Linked DNA regions of Homo sapiens: region 1 is linked to region 2. The links are chromatin contacts, found by Hi-C or POLR2A ChIA-PET in ENCODE. All regions are on one chromosome and are shown on one strand. Each heading gives the region's core, a stretch centred on a gene start or an enhancer-like site at or near the end of the contact. The rest is flanking DNA. Distances are from core to core; before and after follow the strand shown.

The links. Hi-C counts contacts between places; a loop is a spot of excess contacts on that map. ChIA-PET counts read pairs that join two places held with the same protein, here RNA polymerase II (POLR2A). Pooled maps may share reads with other maps.
Region 1: a pooled map shows a loop between it and region 2 (11-fold over the local background). The contact joins two enhancer-like sites. A Hi-C loop is called at or near these places in 6 of 50 pooled maps. POLR2A ChIA-PET finds 5 or more read pairs at or near these places in 2 of 52 experiments (AG04450 and OCI-LY7).

The regions. Positions count from the first base shown.
Region 1 is chr10:34,117,611-34,123,555 of GRCh38, forward strand. It overlaps PARD3 (par-3 family cell polarity regulator), which reads right to left. Exons shown (of 25, transcript NM_001184785.2): 24 at 2,003-2,130. Among named protein-coding and RNA genes, the nearest start is that of LINC02629, 220 kb to the left of the region's middle. Within about 2 kb of position 3,766, at least 3 of the 41 ENCODE cell types and tissues checked have a DNase peak (open chromatin) inside an H3K27ac peak, as active enhancers do.
Region 2 is chr10:33,261,415-33,267,501 of GRCh38, forward strand. It overlaps NRP1 (neuropilin 1), which reads right to left. Exons shown (of 17, transcript NM_003873.7): 4 at 2,232-2,459. Among named protein-coding and RNA genes, the nearest start is that of NRP1, 70 kb to the right of the region's middle. RefSeq lists an enhancer at 2,312-3,511. Within about 2 kb of position 2,942, at least 10 of the 41 ENCODE cell types and tissues checked have a DNase peak (open chromatin) inside an H3K27ac peak, as active enhancers do.

The DNA of each region.
Region 1 (5,945 bases), core at 2,516-5,015, 860 kb after region 2:
GTTAATATCCCAAATTTGGGGCCAGGTGTGGTGGCTCACACCTGTAATCCCAGCACTTTGGGGGGCTAAGGTGGGCAGATCACTTGAGGCCAGGGGTTCGAAACCAGCCTGGACAACATGGCAAACCCCTTCTCTACTAAAGATACAAAAATTAGCCAGGCGAGGTGGCGCACGCCTGTAACCCCAGCTATTTGGGAGGCTAAGGCATGAGAATTGCTTGAGTCTGGGAGGTGGAGGTTGCAGTGAGCCAAGGTCGCGCCACTGCACTCCAGCCGGGGCAACAGAACAAGACTCTGTCTCAAAAAATTTGGGAACAGAAGCCCTTGATAGCAACGGGCCTTATAAAATCATGGTTTAGGGCATGGGCAGATTCAGGTTTGAATGCTGGCAAAATGACTTGCTAGCTGTGTGAGCTGGGGGAAATTTACTTACTCTGAGCTGTTTCCTTGTAAGATAAGATTATCTCAAAGGTCCTATAAAGACCAAAACTTTAATGACTCTTACCTACAGCAGGCTAAAGAACCTGGCAATTCTCCTCTTTAAAGGAAAAAATAATTTAGTACTCAAAGGGGTTTTATATAGCCTTATGGATTGAAAAAGAACAACTGAATGAATAAACTGCTACAATAGATGGCACTTATCCCCATGGAGACTCATTCACATCCATGTCCCCTTGGCTGACCTGTATCCATGTGGTGAAGTCCGTTGTGGTTGTTACAGTGATTATTTAACATGTAAAGAAATTCATCTTTTCGAAACAGGGTCTTGCTCTGTCACCCAGGCAAGTGCAGTGGTGTGATCTCAGCTCACTGTAACCTCTGCTTCCCAGGCTCAAGCGATCCTCCCATCTCAGCCTCCCATGGAGCTGGGATTACAGGCATGTGCCACCAAGCCCAGCTAATTTTTGTATTTTTTTATGGAGATAGTGTTTTGCCATGTTGCCCAGGCTGGTCTCGAACTCCTGGGCTCAAATGATCTGCCTGCCTCAGCCTCCCAAAGTGCTGGGATTACAGACCTGAGCCACCGTGCCTGGCCAGGACTCATCTTTATTAGAAATTGATCAAGATCACTCTACACTGGTCAGTCAAGATAAGCATTTGTCTCCTAACTCCCTAAAACTGTTTTGCTCAAAGTCAAAAGTCTACCTGATATCAACATGGCAAATGAATCTTTTCCCACTTAAAATATGTCTTTGTCACCTGATTTTGAAATACAGCAACAAATGCCTATAAGAATTGTGACTACAGGAGTCACCTGTTTTGGGAAGTTTAAAAAGCTGAATGTTTTTCAACATTTTTATTCTTTACTATGCCTGGAAGAAAAACTTTGATGGAAAAATAGTTACTATTTCAATGTACTGGCACTCAGTCACCCTGAGACCCTTGCAGGCCTTTGTCGGAGAACTGGGCCAAGGCGTCTCCCCTGGGGAGCAGGCAAGTAAGGGTTTCTTGCTTGGTTCCCAGCTAACAAGCTCAACATCCCTGAGACCCTCTAAAGTTAAACATGGGTGAGAGCAGTGATGATGGGACAGTAAGAGAGTGAGGTTTGGGACCATGGATCCCACACAACCACGGCGTATGCAGCACTGACTCTCGATCCTTTTATGGAGCTCTGGATTTATGAAGTATCATTTATTCTAATAACCATATGTGCTAAGCCAAATAAGGGTTATCTTCCCATTTTTCAGATGAAGATACTGTCTTGTCCACACAGGAAGCAGGAGAGCCAATACTAAGAAGCCAGTACACGAGTCGCTTCACTTTTTTAGGGAGCTTGTGGGTGAAAATACTGGCATCTCCTGCAATGGGCATTTCCCCTGGCCTCGCAGTACGACAGCCCCCCACGCTAAGGAACAGTAGCCACGGGACATTTATTGGTTCCTCTGTTGCTACCAGGGGCAAGCTGGAGAGGCCCCAGTGACTTGGGAAGGAGCGCGTTCCTAAAGGGCGGGGGATCTTAAAGGGCCGGGGGGATCTGGAGGCTCGGCCAAGCGTCCTCATACCGAGGCAGAGAGCTGTACTGGCGCTGGGCCTGCTGGGAGCTCTCGCGCTCCTCCTGCCGCTGCCGCTGCATCTGCACCTCCACGGACACCGAGTGTCGCCCGCTCTGCGTCGCCGGCCGTGCGTTCGGCTGGAAGAGGAAAATACAAGCACATCGTTAACCAGAAAGTTCTGTACAGATCACACAACTGGTTGACTCCATTTCGATTCTTATGAATTGACTTTGAAAATTTTGAAAATTCTGTGATTTGTTTTTCAAAATCGTTTCTTTGAGAAAAGTGGCATACATATATTTGCTCTTATGAGCCCATAAACACTCAATTTTCTTAAACTGTGATTTTGGCTTTGGCATGTGGTTTAAATTGAAGAGATCAAACTTTCTAGTCTTCTTTAATTTTTTTTTTTTTTTTTTTTTTTTTTTTTAGAGATGGGATCTCACTCTGTCACCCAAGCAGGAGTGCAGTAGTGCAATCATGGCTCACTGCAGCCTTGAACTCCTGGGTTCAAGTGATCCTCCCACCTCAGTCTCCCGAGTAACCGGGATTACAAGCACAGGCCACCATGCCTGGCTAATTTTTTTTTTTTTTTTTTTTTTGGTAGAGATGGGGTTTCCCTATGTTGTCCTGGCCTCAAGCAATCCTGCCTCAGCCTCCCAAAGTGCTGAGATTACAGGTGTAAGCCACTAAACCCAGCGTCTAGTCTTTATAATGAGGCTTGGTAAATGCTGACATAAGACACCATTTACCTCTCTCCAGAATACACAGAGCAGATACAATAAGAATGAGGCTCTTCCAAAAACTAGAAGATGTTAATGCCAAAAATAAATAAATAAATAAAAATTTGCTACAACTCTCAAAAGAGGGAAAGTCCAGGAGTGCACACCTGTGAGGTGGCCATGTTGATGAATTTTGGGGGGTAGGTATATATTTTAGTTTTACAGCAGGATACAGTATAGCTGATTCCCTTTCTAGTACAGGATGACAGTGAAATTTTAAGCCAAGATTAGTTTAAACTAGGTACCAACAGGTCTCCTGCAATCCACAGATGGCAGCCAAACAGGGAACAGAAATGCCTATCAAAAGAACAAACCCAAAAGCTACTCGCTACTTAAATTGGTTATTAGGTAATGCATTTTACCTTAGTTATTAGGAAATGGCAATTTACCTAAGTTAATCATCCCCTATAGAGAACACTTCAATCCTTCTAACTAAATACTTTGGTTAGCACTCCATTTCAGGAGTTCAAGACCAGCCTGGGCACCACAGTGAGACCCTGTCTCCACAAAAAAATTTTAAAAATTAGTCAGGTGCAGTGGCACATGTCTGTGATCCCAGCTACTTGGGAAGCTGAGACAGGAGGACCGCTTGAGCCTAGGAGATTGAGGCTGCAGTAAGCCATGACCGTGCCATTGCACTCCAGCCTGGGTGATGGTGCAAGACCCTGTCTCAAAAAAAGAAAAAAAAAAAAGGAAAAACGAAAAGAAAGAAAAGAAAAAACATACTTTGGTCAGCAAGTCATCTGGTGATTGGTGCTTCTCACCGAAATCAGATTACTGAACGTGTATACCGCATGGTATAGATCAGGTTTCTGGGATGCTTCAATTTCTCACTGACAATGGTTACCTTACCTTCTAGATCTGGCCTTTTGAAATAAAAGTAGCTGTGCTCAAAATATACAATGGTGCCTCTACATTTATGAAACATCCCAATGGTTTGTCACAGCATCAGCAGTAGGCCCCTTAAGTGATCCTTTTCAGTACTCGCCACCCTCAGTTCCCCCTCTGTTATGCAACGTTGTGCAACAGGCATAGTCTGAGTGAGGAATGTCTGTTTGAAACAAGTTATTGATTTTCTTTTAGAGTTGAAAGCTAATGGTAGACTTTGCCCTGATAATGATTTTCTAAAACAACAGAGTCTGAACATTCATTTGGCGAGCTGTAAGATAACAGGTAGCCTTGTTACCAAAAGAATGGCTCCTATGGTTGGCTTTGGCCAGCACAGAAAGAAATCAAGCATCATCTATTGTTCTCTTTCTGCAAAGCCAGCACAACCTTACTTGTTGATAAGCAGTAATGAAGCAATATACAGGACAAACATTTCAAAGCATATGGGCTTAGTTAGTGAGCATATTAAAAATATCCCGATACAAAAATAATGTGTGAGGAGATTAGGCTTTACAATACCCCAGTCTCTACTAGGGGCTTTATAACCACACTCACTGGAACAAATGTGTATTCAGAGACCCGCTTCACAACACCGTTCAAATAACACATCAGTGAGGCCTTCAGCAAGAAAAACACTTCGCTGAGCGAGTTCTGCTTATGCAAACAATTGTTCATCAACTGCATTAAAAGAGACAGACATTTTCTTCCATTACACTTGATGAGGCTGGCCAAAAAGGAAACTGAGCTGTTTTCTTGTCACGGTGAGCAATGGGAAGCTTGAGATAAACCACTGGACAGAAAGAAAACACTACACCATTTCCTTTACACCCTCAAAAGAACCACATTTTCCTTTCCTTTTCACTCAGTGTAAACTATATGCATGTGTCAAACAGTCTTGAAAGATCTGGCATTCTGCAGCAGGATTTAGTAACCAGCTTTTTAAGCTCGTGCTGTTCTGTGACAAGCTGCTTGTGGAGATGTGAAGGGAAATTGCAAGGTCTTGTAGAAATTTCAGGTGTATTTTTAAGTTGTTTCTCCCATAGGCCTGAAAATTTGCTTCTGACAGAGAAAAAAGAAGTTGAAGGACTTGTTTTCTCTGCTGTGTGTTTTCTGACACTGTTCGCCTCAAACTTTATCAGCTACAAGTATCTAGTTGGATCTGGATACATTCCAATGATGACATTATCAGCATATGGGGTCTGAAAACTTAAAAGGAGTGAATGAGTTTGGGATCAGCAAACTGACATATTTCATACTATCATGCTCACCAGGAAGAAACATAAACATTGGCTTCACCATTAATAGTTTACTCCATTTCTCTTTTTAGAACTTGCAAAAGGGTGGGTTACTAAACAGAATCACTCTTACCTTTAAGATAAAACCCTCTAACAGGTCACATATTTCAAGGAAGATTGCATACATGACCAGCCCAGAGCAACAACTAAATAAGTTCATCCCGGCAAGTTTGACACTTGACCTGAATAAAAATCACCCCTCTAATTCACAATTTAAATGAAGACCTCTTAAAAACAAAAACTGGATGAACAGTATTACAATGGCAATCTGGAATTTTACACACTGTGGCTTCAATCCCTATGGCATGAACAAAATAATGTATCTGAGTCCAAGCACAAAAATAAAGTGAAGAAAAGAGGTAATTTGTAACCTCACAGAGAAGTGTATGTTTTCAAATAAAATATCATCAACAACTGCAGCGACAAAGTAACACCCACATAGGGAAATACCTGCGCAGGCATAACTGTAATAACTCTGGAGATTCACCAGAGAACAAGGCGAAGCTCTGTTCTAACAGTGCAAATTACAAATAACCCTGTGATGAAATTGGTTACAAGCAATGACCTTTTAAATAAAAAAAAAACATGGCTGCCAGAGCCATAATAACAATAGAGATTGTAAGATGGAAATAAACACACGAGTATATATTACACAGGATGCTGGAGAGCCATGATATGTAAATCTCTTCATGGCCTATGTTTAAAACCACAAGTGAAAAATATGTATTTTTTTTTGTAAGTGGACTACAAAGTACTTGTCTTTCTCATAGATTATAAAGGGATAATAATTCAAGCTTGAGGAAGCTATACAATGTTGGTATCATTTAGTAGGGTAAAATATAAAAAAATATTTTCCACAGTTTTTTTTTTAAACATTTTGTTTTTATTTTAGAGTCAGAATCTTGCTCTGTTGCCAAGGCTGGAGTACAGTGGCACAATTACAGCTCACTGCAGCCTCAAACTCCTGGGCTCAAGCTGTCCTCAGTA
Region 2 (6,087 bases), core at 1,692-4,191:
TGTTCCAACTATTGTTACAATATTATTATAATACTATTTTCCTAATTATCAGATTGAATACTTGGAAATCAATCAGAACTCTGGGCAAATCTCATTATTTAATAAAGGAGTTTTGATAAGATTATCATAACCCTGTTTATATGGTAAAAGAGCAAAGAAGATATTAAACTAATGTTAACTCACCCATTTATTCCAATGGCAATATAAGGCTTCTCTAAACCTGGTTTTTTTCTAATGCTGTTTACTACTGAGGAACATAGCTAAATTGAATCACACTAATAATAATGTCATTTCAAAGACTAAGGCAATCTCCTTTACATTTTACTTATTCTTTTTTTTAAAACAGATTCTTGCTCTGTTCCCCAGGCTGGAGTGCAGTGGCCATGATCTCGGCTCACTGCAACCTCTGCCTCCCAGGTTCAAGTGATTCTCCTGTCTCAGCCTCCTGAGTAGCTGAATTATAGGCCTGCACCACCATGCCCAGCTAATTTTTGTATTTTTCGTAGAGACAGGGTTTCACTCTGTTGGCCAGTCTGGTCTCGAACTCATGACCTCAGGTGATCCACCTGCCTTGGCCTCCCAAAGTGTTGGGATTACAGGTAGGAGCCACAGCACCCGGTCTACATTTTACTTATTCTTCATGTACAATGTATTTAAATATTCTTTTGAGAATAGTATCTGACTCTGTTTTACAGATAGTTATACATCTCCTAACTCCATGATGGTGAAGAACTTCCAAGCCATCCTCTCTGATCTGTGTAGTGTGTGTTCTCTAGAGAAATCTTAATATTAAACCAGACTAAACACAAGACAAGCAATGCAGCTGTTAACAAATTATTGGATATTATCCCCCTCTGTTCAGAATTTCACTGTGTATTTTTGCCATTTACCTTCTAATTCACAAGAGTGGAATGGAAAACTTTCATTTAGATGTCCATATGGCTATTTCCTCCACCTCCTTCAAATCTTCGCTCAAATGTCATTTTCTTTAATAAGGTCTAACCTCGGCCAGGCATGGAGGCTCATGCCTGTAATCTCAGCACTTTGGGAGGCTGAGGCAGGAGGATCTCTTGAGGTCAGGAGTTCGAGACCAGCCTGGCCAACATGGTGAAAACCCGTCTCTACCAAAAATGCAAAAATTAGCTGAGTGTGGTGGTGTGCACCTGTAATCCCAGCTACTCGGGAGGCTGAGGCAGAAGAATTGCTTGAACCTGGGAGGCGGAGGTTGCAGTGAGCCGAGATTGCTCCACTGAACTCCAGCCTGGGTGACAAGAGCAAAACTCTGTCTCAAAAAAAAAAAAAAAAAAAGTCTAACCTCACCACCCTATTTAAAATTTCAACCTATACCTCCCCACTCCCAACTTCTCATCCCTTGACTCTGCTGTACTTTTTCTTGCTTTCATTTGGGGAGATTTGTTTATAGCACTTCTCACCTTCTAACATTTCATGCACATAATTCATTTATTTGTAACGTGCATTGTTTATTGTTTCCTTCTACCTGGCAGAAGAGAAACTCCAAAGGGCAGCATCTTTCATTGTTTTGCTTACCCTGTGGCTAGGATGGTGCCTGGTACATGACAGATGCTCAGGAAATATTTTTTAGGTATATGAATGCATAGGTCAATGACTATAAATGATGTATTGAGGTGACTCAAATTCCCTAAGATGAAAAATCTGTAGAGAATGTACAGGGAACCTGTCTAAATTAGGAATGCCCAAACATTCTCGTTCCTTTTCCAAATTTTTGTTTTGTAGCATAACGGATGCATAGTTTAGCCTTAAAATTTTATTAAGTACTCAACCTCTCAGGTCCTTGGTCTCTGCATTTATAAAATGAGTGGTTTGATGTAATGGAATTACTAAGAGCCCATCCTCTTACAATCTGTGAATTAATGATGAGTAGCCAGGTCAGTGGATGAGCAAAATAGTTTAGAGAGAAAAACTATGTGTTTGTCTCAATTATATCACAAAAATAGCTAAAAGAACCTTTTGTAATCTTTCATGGCCTCAGCTTCTTATCTATAAAATGAAGGAATTGGACTAGATAATTACTAAGGTCTTCTTGAGCTCAAATATTTCATCACTGCTCTGAATATAGAGAGTTTTGCTTTGTTTTCCAGTGTCCTTTTGAGGTTTTTTTTAATGATTCATGTATCATGAGACTTGTAAAAGAATACTGGTGCCCTTCCTCCAGAACCTTCCCTTTTTGGGGTGCTTCCTGTCATTCTTACCATCAGGGAATCCATCCCAGATTTCTAGCCGGTCGTAGCGACAGAACATCCCCCCTGGAGGATTTGAGTCAGGCTCCAGGTCAAAGCTTTCAAATTCCAGGATAATCTCTGACATCTTTGGCACAAAGACAATATAAGTGCATTCAAGGCTGTTGGGATATTTTTCAGGGAATCCGGGGGACTTTATCACTCCACTAGGTGTTGTGTAGTTCTGGGAACATTCAGGACCTATGAGTAGAAGAGAAAAAGGAGTAAAGTGAAAATCCCACTTAAACAACTTCCCCAAGAAATAACCTGGGTAAAGACAGAACATCTTTCTAATAAAAGCCCGCCAGTATAACCACTGTTCTAATCATGTATTAGTCAGCCTTTTCATATTAGTAAAATGGGTATGGAAAGTCAAGTTCAGATTTATTGTGTTAACCTTAGCTTTCCATTTGTATGGAGCAATTTAAAGACTTCTGCTGTTGCAGGGAAAAATATGACAAATATAAAATCATGTGGGAACAATGAATGAGTAAGCTGCAGAAATCTCAACAGAGCCCTAGAGAAATAATTATGGCCCCTTCAAGCTTAAACCTTTAAATCTTGAGGCTGACAGCCCTTTATTGGTGAAATAGAACATTTATAAAGGCGAGGGAGAGAATTCAGTGGAGGCAGTTTGGGTTTCAGATTCCTACACCAGTGACTCAGTAACTCTGCCAGATGTGACCTATGCCTCTTTGACAAACGAAATGTGAAAGGTAATTCGTACATGTACCAAGGGTGAGTGACTCATTCTGAGTGGTGTTGACACAGGTGGGCCGGTAAAGTGTGGCTGTTAGTGAGGGCACGATAAACTGTGATTACAGGCCATGATGCCGGAAGTCACCTGATATCAATGCTGACATCCTAACCTTCCCCGAAGTATCAGACACAGTATAGTACGCCATTCTAAAATTGCATGTTAATAGATGTGTGTGTGTGTGTAATGCATATATTTATAATGTGTAATTTTAATGACTGTTCAGTACCACCAGGACTTTACAAATTATGGTGATTTGTCATTGAAATTGGTCAAGAGCATCCATGCATATAGTGCAGGTTGACCTTATGCCTGTATGAATGACTCCAATTTCAATTCATGGTAACCAGCATAGGGTGGTATTCACTACACAATTCAAAAACTGCCCTTCTTGGCCGGGTGTGCACAATGGCTCATGCCTGTAATGCCAGCACTTTGGGAGGCTGAGGTGGGCGGATCACCTGAGGTCAGGAGTTCGAGACCAGCCTGGCCAACATAGGGAAACCCCAGTCTCTACTAAAAATAGAAAAATTAGCTGGGCGTGGTCGTGGGCACCTGTAATCCCAGCTACCCAAGAGGCTGAGACAGGAGAATTGCTTGAACCCGGGAGGCAGAGGTTGCAGTGAGCCGAGATCACACCACTGCACTCCAGCCTGGGTGACAGAGCCAGCCAGACTCCGCCTCAAAAAACAAACAAACAAACAAACAAACAACAACCAAAAAAACCCAAAACTGCCTTCTCTACCAACATGAGCACATCAGCTCAGTCCCTGAATACCACCTGCTGCTATGATCTTCAAATAGCTACACTTAAGACACTTGTGAATCAGAGAAGTCTTTATCCTTTTGAATTTCAGGATCAAATCTGGGGGTGTTCAGTTCAACAACTCTTTTCCTGCATCATTTTCTCACAGTGGCTTGAAGGCAGACGTGATGGGGCCCCGGCAATGACATGCAAGGATTCAATTCTAAATAAGGTGCTTTGTTGAGATTGTTCTTAACTAAACATTCTCCCAAAGTGCCAGGCAACTAGAGGCGACTTATTAGACATCAATAGAGATTAAAGTTAACTAACTAGCAGGTCTCTAGTTTTAGTGATTCAGGTCAGGAGGCTGAATACCAACAGAGTGCATCTGGCAGCCTGTTGAGAAAACAAATCAATCCTTTCCTCCTCATGCACATATCGGCTATCCATGGATCCATGGCATTGCAGATGCAGAAGAATTCTTAGATGGGCCCAGTAAACCTGGTCTGCAGAGGTCTGACTTATTTGAAATACCTCTCAAACCTTCTTGGACGTGGCTCACCCTTCACCATGAGAGCTGCAAATGCTTATCTATTTGATTCTGGTTCAAAAGTTGGTAACGTGGCAATTCGCCAGGTCAGTTCCAGGTAGAGATTATGACATGTGCTGTATGGTTTATAATCTTAGTTTCTAAATTACTCTGGTGGCTTCTGAGATGACAGCGACTATGCTAATTTGAGTCATTTATCCACAAAGAAAAAATATATATATACATACATGATATTGGGGACCCTTTAGGATTTTATATCCACAGTGTAGAAACAGTTACCCTGGAGACCTCCAAACTCTTCCCTGGGGAAAAAACCGCTTTGGCTACATTCTTGTAAGCCATGGTTTATTAGTATCTGCATGAAACAGCAAGGTTTCATGCAGATACTAATATTTTCTCCTTCTTAAAAAGATAAAATGTTTCAGTTCAGATTAAGATTTATTGAGAAAAAAATGACAGGAATTAAGGTCATACTTTCAAAAGCAAGTGAATTTTGGTGCTTTCACTTTGCCCTTGTCATGCTATGGAAGTGATCCCAGGTTTTCTTGTGTATTTCGACAAAACATGGGGACATTCCATGGGGCGATGGACAAGAACTGGATGGAGCCCCAGGAGACCTGAATCCCAGTCCTGAGATTCACTCACCCGCTGTGTAAACTTGGGTGGCCTCTCAACATTTCTGGTTCTCAAATTCTGCGCATGACAAATGTGAGTTGGACTTTAGAATTTGAAAACTAAAATCTCTTCCAATTTAAAGATTCTGTAACTTCATATTTTGTCCACTATACACCAAAATTTGTTTTAATATTTTCCTTATTCACTGTTGTTTCAGTTTACCATAGTTGAAGAAGCACTTTCTCGCAAAAGGACAATGGCAGAAAAGGGGTTAAGAAAGTCCATGGTGAATACACGTGATAGTGTTTGGATCTGTGTCCCCACCAAATCTCATGTCGAATTGTAATCCCCAATGGTGGAGGTGGGGTCTGGTGGGAGGTGATTGAATCATGGGGGTGGATTTCTCATGAATAGTTTAGCACTATCCCCTCTTGGCCTTGTCCTTGCAATAGTAAGTGAGTTCTCATGAGAACTGGTTGTTTAAAAACGTGTACCATCCTGGCTAACACGGTGAAACCCCGTCTCTACTAAAAATACAAAAAATTAGCCGGGCATAGTGGCGGGCGCCTGTAGTCCCAGCTACTTGGGAGGCTGAGGCAGGAGAATGGCGTGAACCCGGGAGGCGGAGATTGCAGTGAGCCAAGATCGTGCCACTGCACTCCAGCCTGAGCAACAGAGTGAGACTCTGTCTCAAAACAAAACACAAAAAACAAAAAAACGTGTAGCACCTCCCCTCCCCTCTCTCTTGCTCCTGCTCCGGCCATTGTGACATGTGCTTCCCCTTTGCCTTCTGCCATGATTGTCAGTTTCCTGAGGCCTACCCAGAAGCTGAGCAGGTGTGAACATCAGCTTCCTATACAGCTTGCAGAACTGTGAGCCAATTAAACCTCTTTCCTTTATAAATTACCCAGTCTCAGGTATTTCTTTACAGCAGTTTGAGAACACAGGAGATGAGAATACAACACAGGAGATGAGCAGGAGTGAGGCCAACAGCCCTGGGTGCCTAGGAGTAAGTGGCACTCACACAGGCATTTGGAGTTAGTGAACATGAGCTCTCCTCTTTACTTGTAAGAACAGGAGTAACTTGTATAGCTATAAGGAATGCCACCATTTAGTTGCCAAGGACAATAAGGACAGAGAATAATAACAGTCAAGATACTCT